Linked DNA regions of Homo sapiens: region 1 is linked to region 2. Evidence: read pairs that join two places in POLR2A ChIA-PET (ENCODE). Cell type or tissue: MCF 10A. All regions are shown on one strand. Links, peaks and the distances in the headings refer to the core of each region. The heading gives the core; the rest is flanking DNA.

The links. ChIA-PET counts read pairs that join two places held together with the same protein. Peaks named below come from ENCODE experiments on the same cell type or tissue, not always from the same donor. Only the 100,000 strongest peaks of a DNase experiment are listed, where the experiment ranks them.
Region 1: POLR2A ChIA-PET joins it to region 2 with 7 read pairs; 2 of 35 experiments call an interaction of 5 or more read pairs at or near these places.

The regions. Positions count from the first base shown.
Region 1 is chr10:97,716,298-97,722,652 of GRCh38, reverse strand. It overlaps MARVELD1 (MARVEL domain containing 1), which reads right to left. Exons shown (of 2, transcript NM_031484.4): 2 at 4,503-5,459. Among named protein-coding and RNA genes, the nearest start is that of MARVELD1, 5.7 kb to the right of the region's middle. RefSeq lists an enhancer at 2,774-3,594. In MCF 10A, for the core only: no CTCF peak of the experiment used is centred there; a DNase peak (open chromatin) is centred at 3,762.
Region 2 is chr10:97,281,902-97,288,256 of GRCh38, reverse strand. All of the region lies in intron 1 of ARHGAP19 (Rho GTPase activating protein 19), which reads left to right. All of the region lies in intron 1 of ARHGAP19-SLIT1 (ARHGAP19-SLIT1 readthrough (NMD candidate)), which reads left to right. Among named protein-coding and RNA genes, the nearest start is that of ARHGAP19, 7.6 kb to the left of the region's middle. In MCF 10A, for the core only: no CTCF peak of the experiment used is centred there; no DNase peak of the experiment used is centred there.

The sequences.
Region 1 (6,355 bases), core at 773-5,772, 430 kb before region 2:
ATTTCCATGGGCTGTTGAGGCTGGCCTGGGTGGGTCCCACAGACCTCCTGCCAGGCATGTCTTAAGTGCTCTTCTTGGGTTCTGACCACCTCCCCAGCATACGTTGCCCCACCGGGCCCAGAAAGTCTCAGGCCCTCCTCATCTCTTTCCAGCTGCCCCCACCAACCCTAGTCCCTGGGACTCCTATCCTCAAGACTGGCTATGGAGTGGGATGCAGCCACTCCAGGGCTCCTCCCATCCTTGCTACTCTTGGCAGCATAAGGGTTAGAAAGGGCACAGGCCCGGGGAACCACCTGCCCTCACTATCTGTTTCCTCATCACTAGAAAAGGACCCACCTCCTTTTATGGGTTTAATTACGATCTCTACAGGGAACACCCAAGGGACTAACAAAGTTAACCAGTGTAAGAAAGTTATAAAGGTTCCAGAAAGCCCATAGAACTCTTGCAGTCCCTGACTACTGTTTCTATGGACATAGAGAGTTGGAACTATATTATTGTTACATTTAAAAAGTTAAGTCGTGCAAGAGTCTGTGTGTGTGTGTGTGTGCGCGCACATCCATAAATGTTTGATTAGTTATAAAAACTAGAGAGGTCCGGCGCGGTTGCTCATGGCTGTAATCCCAACACTTTGGGAGGCCATGTCGGCGGATTGTTTGAGTCTAGGACTTCAAGACCAGGCTGGGCAACTGGTTACAACCCTGTCTCTACCAAAATACAAAAAAAAAAAAAAAAAAATTGCTGGGTGTGGTGGCATGTGTCTGTAGTCTCAGCTACTTGGAAGACTGAGGTGGGAGGGTGACCTGAGCCCAGGAGGTCGAGGCTGCAGTGAGCCGTGATCACACCACTGCATTCCAACCTGCACAACTGAGGAAGACCCTGTCTCAAAAAAAAGAGGAAGGAGAGTTAATAGTTAACAAAGATTTTGGTGGATGGATCACCTCAGATCAGGAGTTCGAGACCAGCCTGGCCAACATGGTGAAACTCTGTCTCTACTAAAAATACAAAAATTAGCTGGTTGTGGTGGCACACACCTGTAATCCCAGCTACTCGGGAGACTGAGGCACTAGAATCACCTGAACCTGGGAGACGGAGGTTGCAGTGAACCAAGATCATGCCACTGTCCTCCAGCCTAGCCGACAGAGTAAGACTGTGTCTCGAAACAAAAAAAAAAACAAAACAAAACAACAACAACAAAACACAATGATTTTTCTCTAGGGTATGAGATTAGGATGGTCAAGGCCAGGCATGGTGGCTCATGCCTGCAATCCCAGCACTTTGGGAGGCCGAGGCAGGCAGATCATACGATCAAGAGATCGAGACCATCCTGGTTAACATGGTGAAACCCCATCTCTACTAAAAACACAAAAAAATAGCCAGGTGTGGTGGCAGGGACCTATAGTCCCAGCTACTCGGGAGGCTGAGGCAGGAGAATGGCGTGAACCCGGGAAGCAGAGCTTGCAGTGAGCCAAGATCACGCCACTGCATTCCAGCCTGGGGGACAGTGTGAGACTCCACGTCAAAAAAAAAAAAAAAAAAAAAGCCGGGTGTGGTGGCTCACACCTGTAATCCCAGCACTTTGGGAGGCCGAGGTGGGCGGATCACAAGGTCAGGAGATGGAGACCATCCTGGCTAACACGGTGAAACCCCATCTCTACTAAAAATACAAAAAAAAATTAGCCAGGCATCGTGGTGGGCGCCTGTGGTCCCAGCTACCCAGGAGGCTGAGGCAGGAGAATGGCGTGAACCCAGGAGGCGGAGCTTGCAGTGAGCCCAGATCGCGCCACTGCACTCCAGCCTGGGCGACACAGCGAGACTCCGTCTCAAAAAAAAAAAAAAAAAAGAAAAGAGAGATTAGGATGGTCAAATGACTTCTTTATACTTTTTTTTTTTTTTTGACACTGAGTTTCACTCTGTTGCCCAGGCTGGAGTGCAGTGGCACGATCTCGGCTCACTGCAACCTCTGCCTCCCAGGTTGAAGCAATTCTCTTCTCAGCCTCTCGAGTAGCTGGGGACTACAGGTGCGTGTCACCATGCCCGGCTAATTTTTGTATTTTTTGGTAGAGGCAGGGTTTCACCATGTTGCCCAGGCTGGTCTCAAATTCCTGAACTCAAGTGATCCACCCAACTTGGCCTCCCAGAGCGTGAACCACCTCGCCCAGCCTCTTTTTACTTTTTGTTTTTTTCGTTGTTGTTTTGAGGGTCTCACTCTGTCGCCCAGGTGGGAGTGCAGTGGCACAATCATGGCTCACTACAGCCTCAACCTCCCAGGCTCAAGAGATCCTCCCACTTCAGCCTCCTGAATAGCTGGGACCACAGGCACACGCCACCATGCCCAGCTGATTTTTTTCATATTTTTTGTCAAGACAGGGTTTTGCCATGTTGCCCAGGCTGGTCTCGAACTCCTGAGCTCAAGTGATCTGCCCACCTCAGCCTCCCAAAGTGTTGGGAATTACAGGCATGAGCCACTGCGCCTGGCCCAGCTTCTCTTTTTACAAATCTATACTGCTTACGTTTTTTGATGGTGCATATTGGTATTATATTTTCATGGATATATATTGCTATTTTATTTTATAAATAACTATTGTGACCAAACAAAAAACACGTAAATAAATCATGCTAACCAAACTTTTCTCTCTCATATTCCTGCTTTTTCCTTTTATCATTGAAAATGTTCATTTATTAATTCTTGTTTTTTACCGCTGACCACCCCACCTCCAACCCTAGAAAAGCAGGAAAAGTAATAGACATAAACCCTGAGATTTCCCACTCATAGGACCTCATTATGTCTCTGAGAAGCAGTGTCTTATTTCAAAGTGCACTAAGCAGGAAATGCCAGATTAGGCCATTCCTAAACACCTGGTCTCCTGGAAGGAAAACCAAACTCCCTAGACTCTCTAGAGCCTGCCAAAGGACCACAGGGCTTAAAGAAACCTCTGCCTTCCAGTCCCTGCCCTGCCGCTAGCCAGCTCTGTGACCATGGATAAGGCCTTTCCATTCTCTGGGCTCCATTTCCTCTATTGAATGAGGTGGCAGATGTGGGGGGCAACAATGCCAACCTATGAGACTACTGGGAAGGGGCTGGGTGCAGTAGCTTACGCCTGTAATCACAGCATTTTGGGAGGCCGAGGCGGGTGGATCATGTGAGGTCAGAAATTTGAGACCAGCCTGGCTAACATAGTGAAAACCCGTCTCTATTAAAAATACAAAAATTGGTAGGGCCTGGTGGTGCGCGCCTGTAGTCCCAGCTACTCAGAAGGCAGAGGCAGAATTGCTTGAACCTGGGAGATGGAGGTTGCAGTGAGCTGAGATCATGCCATTGCATTACAGCTTGAGTGACAGAGCAAGACTCCATCTCAAAAGAAACAAAAGACTACAGAGAAGATCAAATAGGGTAATGCAGGGGGAAGCACATTTTCAACTGCAAAACGCTCCACTGCTAAAATAGAGTAGAGCAGGGGCTTACCAGCCTTTGCAGAAAGCAGAGCCACTTTTTACTTTGCCTGAAATTCACGAACAGACAGGAGAGGGAAGAGGGGAGTAGGGGAGGGGCCTTGGCAGCTGATGGTGTTTTCCTCCCCCACTCTCCAGTCACAAACCAAATTATGAAGAGAGTGTGTGTGCCTGTGTATGTTTGTGTGCGCAGGCACTGGAATGGTTCTTTGGAAGACAGTGGGTGTGGCGCACACACACGTGGCATCAGATCCCAGCCTGGAGCTGTTCCAGGTGAGTTTTGAAATCTTCCTGTTTCCTGGCTGCAGATGTCACGCCCAGGGCACAGGGAGGAGGAATGTTCCAGGTGAGTTTTGAAAAATCCTCTTTCCAGGCTGCAGATGTCACGCCCAGGGCACAGGGAGGAGGAGCCTGGGAGGAAGCCTCTTAACTCTGCCCTCACACCCTTTCCAGGGCATCCGTCAGCAGCCAGCAGCTGGCTGGACAAAGAATCTCTGGGGAATCGGGTGAAAGGCAGGTGGGGTGTGGTCCAGGAGGCAACACCAGAGCAGGCCACAGTGGTGTGCAGGGAAAAAAACAGGGCCTGGCTACGGGAGACCCCAACTCTGCCCCTAATCAGCTGTGTAGCATCAGGCAGGTTGCCACCACGCCCTGGACTTCATTTCCTCTTCTGTAAAACGATGGGGTTGGACTAGAACAGGACCCTCTAGCTCCACAACCACGGTCTTTCTGCGCACAGAATGAGAGGCAGTGGAGCTCCCTAACAGAGGGCCCATTGAGAGCAGGGACAAAAGCCTCTGGAATTCCCTCCAGCCTCCATCAGGGACACAGGCAGTTTTCTTCCCTCTGGTTTCTGTCCTCAGGCAACCCCTGGCCCAAGCTCCTAACTGCACTAGAGATCTGTGAACTCACTCTCTTTCCCTCCTAGAAGGAAAGAGGAAGCCAGAGAGGCAGAAAGGAGGCCAGCAGCAGGGCGTGAGGCACAATGAGATAGAATGGGAGGACCTCACATGGAGGGACGCTACAGAGGACCAGGACAGAAGACACACACACCAAGAGCAAACAACCAAACTTTATCCAGAAAAGCATATTTGTAATCACCACTAAACAATGAGGCACATCGGTCCCCTCTCCCCAACCACCCTCACTCTTCCCAAACCCACTCTCTCTTTTGGCTTTTATAGAACACTGTAGAAATCCTTTCCTGAGTCTGCAAATGGCCCCAGACTGGGATGGGAGCTGCCCAGAGTAGTCTTGGGCTGGACTGAGTCCTGGTGCCCAGAGAGGGAGACCTATGCAACTGCCTCCAGTATCCAAAAGTTCTGGGGGCAGGTCGGGTGGCCACCCCTATGGCACAGGGCCTTGAGGGAGGGTGAGTGTGGTGGCGGTCTTACGTGTTCTTCTCATACCTGGCAGACAGAGTGAGCACAAGCCGCTGGAAGCCAAGCGGGAAGGCACATCTAGAAGGGCAGTGAGCTCTGGAATGCTACAGGCACGTGTGGATGGATGAGGCTCCATGGCGGCCAAGGAGATATCTGCTCCTGAGTAAGGTCACCTGACCACAGACAGCACCAGGGGCTGGGGGGCTAAGAAGGAGATCTTGAGAAGGATGGACCTGAGCTAAAGATGTAACTTAGATGGTGATCTGAAAAAAGGAAAAAAGAATAAACGCTGGAACTCAAATCCACTGTTTAGGGTACAGGAGTACACAGCTAAGTTCCAGGTATCCAGAATCTTGTGTCCAAATCATAGCACAAGGAGAACAGGAATTCTCTTGAGTTAAGGCAAAATCAATCTTCACCCATCTGGGCTCTTCCATTGCATGGTTTGGAAAGGAAGGGGCTGGGCAGAGATCATTCCTCTCCCCATCTCCCCCTACTGCCAGTGAAGACTCTGAAAGCTTCTGCAGGCCAAGGCCAGAATGGTGTTGCCAGCCCAGGGCAGCGGGCCCTGAGAGCGGTCGGTGTGACCAGCTCTGGGAATCTCCATGGCCTCAGCAACATGGAAACCTGCAACAGGAGAACCAAAGTCAAAGGGCTTCCAAAGCACCCCAAGTGTCTCACCCCAGGCTCTCACTGCACCAGCACTTGGGGCTGAGGGGACTCCTAGTCTCAAGCCTCGGCCCCCCAAAGTGCTGGGATTACAGACATGAGCCACTGCGACTAGCTGTGAATGTTCTTAATGCCACTGAACTATACACTTAAAAATGGTTAAGATGGTAAATTTTATGTATATTTTACCACAATTTAAAAAATAGCTACATTAACAGTATCTAACATGTATTGATACCCTACTATATAGAGTATAGCCTGGTCATGAAGAGGCCAGGCTGCCAGGGTTCAAATCCTACCTCTACCACTCATTAGCTGGGAGACCTTGGGCAAGGTATTTAACCTCTCTGGGATTCAACCTCCTCATTTGGAATATGGCAATGACATTAGAACCCACCTCATTAGGGTTACTGAGAGAATCAATGGACACCTATAAAATGCTTTGAGACGTGCCAACCATATAATAGAGCTACATAGGTGCTCTGATGGCAACATATCTAGAACTACATTCATGCTTCACACACCCTGAAACTACACCTTTGCAGCCTCCACAGAGAAAGCTAACACCTGTGCACCTAAGCTTTAAAAACAAGCTCACAAAAACACGCAGCCTCCCCTCTTCTAGTTTCTAATCCAGAGAAGGTTGAGCCTTTTCAAACAGCAGACCTGGCCAGGCACAGTGGCTGAGATCTGTAATCCCAACACTCTGGGAGGCTGAGACGGGAGGATCTCTTGAGCCCAGGAGTTCGAGACCAGCATGCAAAATACAATGGGGCCCTGTCTCTACAAAAATTTAAAAACTAGCCAGGCATGGTGGTATGTGCCTGTAGTCCCAGCTACCCGGGAGGCTGAGG
Region 2 (6,355 bases), core at 833-5,832:
TTGTATTCCATAAAGAAGAGGAAAAATGGTCTGATTTGCACAGATGAATACATATGTAAATATTGAATGCAGAATATGTGATCATTTAGAACTGCCCAGCTTTTTGTTTTTTCATCATTATTTTAACACTGCTCCTAATAATTACAAATGCTTTAACTTCTTTTAATAAAATATTTATTTATTTATTTATTTTTGAGACAGAGTTTCGCTCTTGTTGCCCCGGCTGGAATGCAATGGCACGATCTTGGCTCACCGCAACCTCCACCTCCTGGGTTCAAAAGATTCTCCTGCCTCAGCATCCCGAGTAGCTGGGATTACAGGCATGTGCCACCAAGCCCGGCTAATTTTGTATTTTTAGTAGAGACAGTGTTTCTCCGTGTTGGTCAGGCTGGTCTTGAACTCCCGACCTCAGGTGATCTGCCTGCCTTGGCCTCCCAAAGTGCTGGGATTACAGGCGTGAGCCACCGCACCCAGCCAAAATATTTATTTTAAAAAACTTATTATGATTTTTTTTGAGACAGGATCTCACTTTGTGGTCCAGGCTGGAGTGTAGTGGCATGATGATGGCTTACTATAGCCATGACCTTCTGGGCTCAAGCAATCCTTCCACCTTAGCCTCTCAAGTAGCTGGGACTACAGGCATGCGCCACCACACTCGGCTAATTTTTAAAATTTATTCTAGAGACTGAGTCTCCCTATATTGCCCAGGTGGGCCTCAAACTCCTGGGCTCAAGCATTCCTCTTGCCTTGGCCTCCCAAAGTGTTGGGAATATAGGTGTGAGCCACTGCACCTGGCCAAAGATTTAAACAAGGAAAAATTGCTCTGCCTATAAAGATTCCCATGTTATGTTTTTGACCTGTTGATGAGGAACACCCCCTCCCTTCCATTTCTGGTTTTTATTAAGTAGAATGGTCCTTTAAAATTTAACACATTTCATTTCTTATACCTTCAAGTTACTCTTAAGCAGACAATACTAAAGGGGAATCACAAATAGAAAATATCCACTGCCAGGCATGGTGGCTCACGCCTGTAATCCCAGTATTTTGGGAGGGGGAGGCAGAGACAGGAAGATCACCTGAGGCCAGGAGTTTGAGACTAGCCTGGGCAATATAGGGAGATCCTATAAAAAAAATAAAAACACATAGCCAGGTGTGGTGATGCACGCCTGTGGTCCCAGCTACTTGGGAGGCTAAGGTGGGAGGATCACTTGAGCTCGGGAGGTGGAGGCTGCAAACAGCCATCATCCTGCCATTGCACTCTAGCCTGGGTGATAGAGTGAGACCCTGTACAAACAACAACAACAACAAAAACAAAAAAAACTATCCACTTTATCAATAATAGTATAAACATAATACAGACCTTTAAGGGTCAAAGAGAAAAGGCGAAAGCAGGAAATGAAATAAAGCTACTTCTCCTCATAATTGGCAGTAGGGAAATACGCACAGCTTAGTATTTTTTAATTAAAAAGAGACTTAAAAAGAAAGTGCTAACTATTATTACATGAAGAGCCAGCTTAGGAACAGACAGTAGAATGCCTGGAAATGTTTCTGGAGGACAGGGGAGGTGTCTGAAGATGTGGAAAGGGTTCTATGTCTTGTTAATTTACATATACCTTAGGTATGGAATATTGGTTAGTAAACATGACTTCTGAGCCTTGGTTTTTTGACACGGAGTCTCGCTCTGTGGCACAGGCTGGAGTGCAGTGGCGCAATCGTGCCTCACTGCAACCTCCGCCTTCTGGGTTTAAACAATTCTCCTGCCTTAGCCTCCTCAGTAGCTGGGACTACAGCCATGTGCCACCACGTCCAGCTAATTTTTGTATTTTTAGTAGAGATGGGGTTTCATCATGTTGGCCAGGCTGGTCTTAAACCCCTGACCTCAGGTGATCCACCCACCTTGGCCTCCCAAAGTGTTGGGATTACAGGTGTGAGCCACCGTGCCTGGCCTGAGCCTTTTGGTTAAATTGCTTTTTCTGTAATAAGACAGTAATGTGTTCCTTCGAGAAAAATGGTTTAAAAGGTTTAAACCTTTATTGATCCCAGGAAGACTTGTCTGTTCTTACATGCACAGTTAAGTGAGAAAACCTGAATCTAGTTTTGTATTTGTGCTGTTAAATTCTATCTGAAGGGTAATGAGGAGTAGATTTCTTCAGGGGATTTTCTTGAATCTGGTTTTATTTTACATTTTATCAATGATCAGGTTTAGAGAGTTTGATCATATTTGTAAATAAGGCCTGTCTTGGAAGGAGGGGAAGGAAGAAAACAGAATTTTAAAATTAATCTGCATAAACTGGTAAGTGGCATGAAACCACAGCATAAAGCAAAGCAGATATTGTTGCACAAGTTTACTTTGGTCAGAACAATTGGGTCGGTAGTGTTATAAAGAGTGATATAGGAAATCTGTAAACTTTTTGCTGTAAACATTACATTTGGCTTAGGCCAAGCATGGTGGCTCACGCCTGTAATCGCAGCACTTTGGGAGGCCGAGGCGGGCAGATCACTTGAGGTCAGGAGTTCGAGACTAGCCTGGCCAACATGGTGAAACCCTGTCTCTACTAAAAATATAAAATTAGCTGGGTGTGTGGCGGTTGCCTATAATCCCAGCTACTAGGGAGGCTGAGGCAGGATAATTGCTTGAACCTGGGAGCTGGAGGTTGCAGTGAGCCGAGATTGTGCCACTATACTCCAGCCTGGGCAACAGAGGGAGAGACTCTGTCTCAAAAAAAAAAAAAAAAAAGCAAAAAAAAAAAGAGAAAATTATCTAGGTATGGTGGCACATACCCGCAGTCCCAGCTACTTGGGAGGCTGAAGCAGGAGGATCACTTGAGCTCAAGAGTTTGAGGCTGCAATAAGCTAGAATGCCGCCACTACACTCTGGCCTGGGTGACTGAGACCCTGTTGTTAAAAAAAATAAATAAAAATAAATTTGTTTTAAAAAATTGTATTAAAAAACATAACAGTTTATCATCTTACCTATTAAGTGTGTAGTTAATTAATGTTAACTACATTCGCATTGTTCTGTGTCCAGCCATTTTTTATATGGAACATCTACAACCTACAAATCCATTGAAGCTTTAAGAGTATATACTTTCGGCCTTGCACAGTGTCTCATGCCTGTAATCCCAGCACTTTGGGAGGCGGAGGCGGGCGGATCACCTGAGGTCAGGAGTTTAAGACCAGCCTGGCCAGCATGGTGAAACCCCGTCTCTACTAAAAATACAAAAAATTAGCTGGGTGCAGTGGCATGCACCTGTAATCGCAGCTACTTGGGAGGCTGAGGTAGGAGAATCGCTTGAACCTGGGAGGCGGAGGTTGTGGTGAGCTAAGATCACACCATTGCACTCCAGCCTGGGCGACACAGCGAGACTCAGTCTCACAGGAAAAAAAAAAAAAAAAAAAAAGTATATGCTTTTTTTTCTTTCTTTCTTTTTTGTTAAGAGTATATAGTTTGGCTAAAAGTGGTGGCTCTCATCTGTAATCCTACCACTTTGGGAGGCTGAGGTGGTAGGATCACTTGAGCCCAGGAGTTTGAGACCAGCCTGGGCAACCTAGCAAGACATTGTCTCTACTAAAAATAAAAATAGTTAGCCAGGCGTGGTGGCACATGCCTCTGGTCTCAGCTGCTAGGAAGGCCGAGGCAGGAGGATTGCTTGAGCCTGGGAGGTCAAGGATGCACTGAACCGTGAGTATGCCACCATTCTAGCATGGGCAATAGAACAAGACCTTGCCTCAAAAAACCCCCAGTATATACTTTTTTCCCCTCTTCCCCACTATGAAATAAACTTATATAATATTTACTACAGAAGGCTAGAAAAATATGTAGAAAAAAATGGGGGCTGGTCTGAGTGTCTCACGCCTATAATCCCAGCACTTTGGGAGGCCAAGGTGGGCAGAACACTTGAGGTCAGTAGTTCGAGACCAGCCTGGCCAACATGGTGAAACCCTGTCTCTACTAAAAAGACAAAAATTAGCTGGGCATGGTGTCGCACATCTGTAATCCCAGCTACTTAAGAGGCTGAGGCAAGAGAATCGCTTGAACCTGGGAGGCAGAAGTTGCAGTGAGCCAAGATTGCACCACTGTACTCCAGCTTGGGCAACAGAGTGAGACAATGTCTCAAAAACAAAAAGCAAAAAATACAAATAAAAATAAGAGAAAAAAGCTAGGTGTGGTGGTGTGCACCTGTAGTCCCAGCTACTGGGGAGGATGAGGTGGGAAGATTGCTTGAACCTAGGAGCTTAAGGCTGCAGTGAGCTATGATGACACCACTGTGCTCCAGCCTGGGTGCCAGAGTGAGACCCTGTCTCTAAAAAAAAGAAAAAAAAAGGAAAGAAAAATATGTAGAAAAATGGTAAACTAGCCACTCCAATTTACCAGATAGATACAACCATTATTAATATTGAGACAGTTTTTTTTTTTTTTTTTTTAATAGAGATGAAGTTTCACTATGTTGTCTAGGCGGTCTCAAACTCTTGGGCTCATGTACTCCTCCCACCTTGGCAACCCAAAGTGCTGGGATTACAGGTGTGAGCCACCATGTCTGGTTCCTTCTGAGTCTTAAACTGTAATGCCTCTTATCTAAAATATGACCCATCCAAGATCTGATTTCTATCTTGGTTTCCCAGTTTCCTCCCAATAAGTGCATCATTTCTGGTTGGAAACAGTATAGCAAAAGAGTGATTGAAATACAATTTTTTTTTTTTTTGAGACAGAGTCTCACTCTGTTGCCCAGGCCGGAGTGCAGTGGCATGATCTCAGCTTGCTGCAGCCTCCGTCTCCTGGGTTCAAGCAGTTCTCCTGCCTCGGCCTCCCGAGTAGCTGGGACTACAGGCATGCGCCACCATGCTGGCTAATTTTTGTATTTTTAGTAGAGACGGGGTATCACCATGTTGGCCAGGTTGGTCTCGAACTCTTGACCTCATGATCCACCCACCTCAGCCTCCTGAAGATGCCCTCTGGTCACCTTCAGTGAACACTCTCACCTACACTTTTACTAACCATCTTTTAGGGTGGGTTGTTTCTACAGATGCTGGAGCCTATTTATTTTGTGCTGATGTTTTGCTACTGTTACCCGATATAAACTAAATTCAGCTAGGCCATAGAAACTACATAGTAACAGCCGGGCGGGTGGCTCACGCCTGTAATCCCAGCACTTTGGGAGGCTGAGGTGGGTGGATTGCCTGAGGTCAGGAGTTCAAGACCAGCCTGGCCAATATGGTGAAACCCCGTCTCTACTAAAAATACAAAAATTAGCCAGGCGTGGTGGCAGACGCCTGTAATCCCAGCTACTTGGGAGGCTGGGGCAGGAGAATCGCTTGAACCTGGGAGGTGGAGGTTGCAGTAAGCCGAGATCGCACCACTGCACTCCAGCCTGGGCGACCAGAGTGAGACTCTGTCTCAAAAAAAAAAAAAAAAAAAAGAAAAAAGAAACTACATAGTACTTTAAACAGAGAACATTTAATAGGTTATAAACTATAACTGGGGATTCGAGTAACAAGGAATTGGCTAGTAAGAAGTAAAGAGATCTCTAAGAAATATAGAAATAGATACAGGAATCAGCTGAGTTAGAATGTACAAGGAAGAGGGTCCCTAGGGCAGAGTTCCAGACCTTGCTGGAGATGGCATGGCCATGGCTGACTGATTGGCAGCCATTGCTCTGAAGGGGAAGATACAGAAGGGAGGGCTCAGATTCATACTGGGACAAACAGACTTACACATTCATATTTGTTAGGATTCTTCAGTTATATGTGATAGAAACTAAAACTAGCTTAAGCAAAAAGAGACTCTATTAATTGGCTCAAGAAACTGAAAAGTCCAGGGGATAAATCAAGTATGGTTTAATCTGTATGGAAAATCTCAAATCTCAGTGTTGTTAGATATCTACCTCTTTACTGTCTTAGATCTGGTTTCCTCTGTATTTGCTTCCTAAGAAGGCAGATTCTGTATAAAAAGTGGCAGTAATAGGCCACCAACGGTGTCAGTCTTACATCCCACCAGCTTAGCAATTTTAGGATTCACAAGAGTCTTGGAGTTGAGACTTTTTGTCCTGGTTTGACTTGTGGGCCTTTGCTTGGATTCATGAAGGGAATAGAATGTTTCAGTTGGTTAAGCTTGGATGACATGCTCACAGGCAGTGCCCACCAGGTCACATAGATTCGAAAGATGGGGAGAGGTTTATTGCTTAAAGGAAAATGGGGGTGCTGTTACCAGAGGAAGGGGAAAATACGTATTGGGAATTCAAAAGCAGCAGATGTCCACTGTGCTATCTCTGTAACTCCCCTGTGTACCTCTCTTTAAATTTATGTTTTGAAAAGGGCTGGCCACTAATGTGTGGCGAAAACATTTTATGTTTCTTAA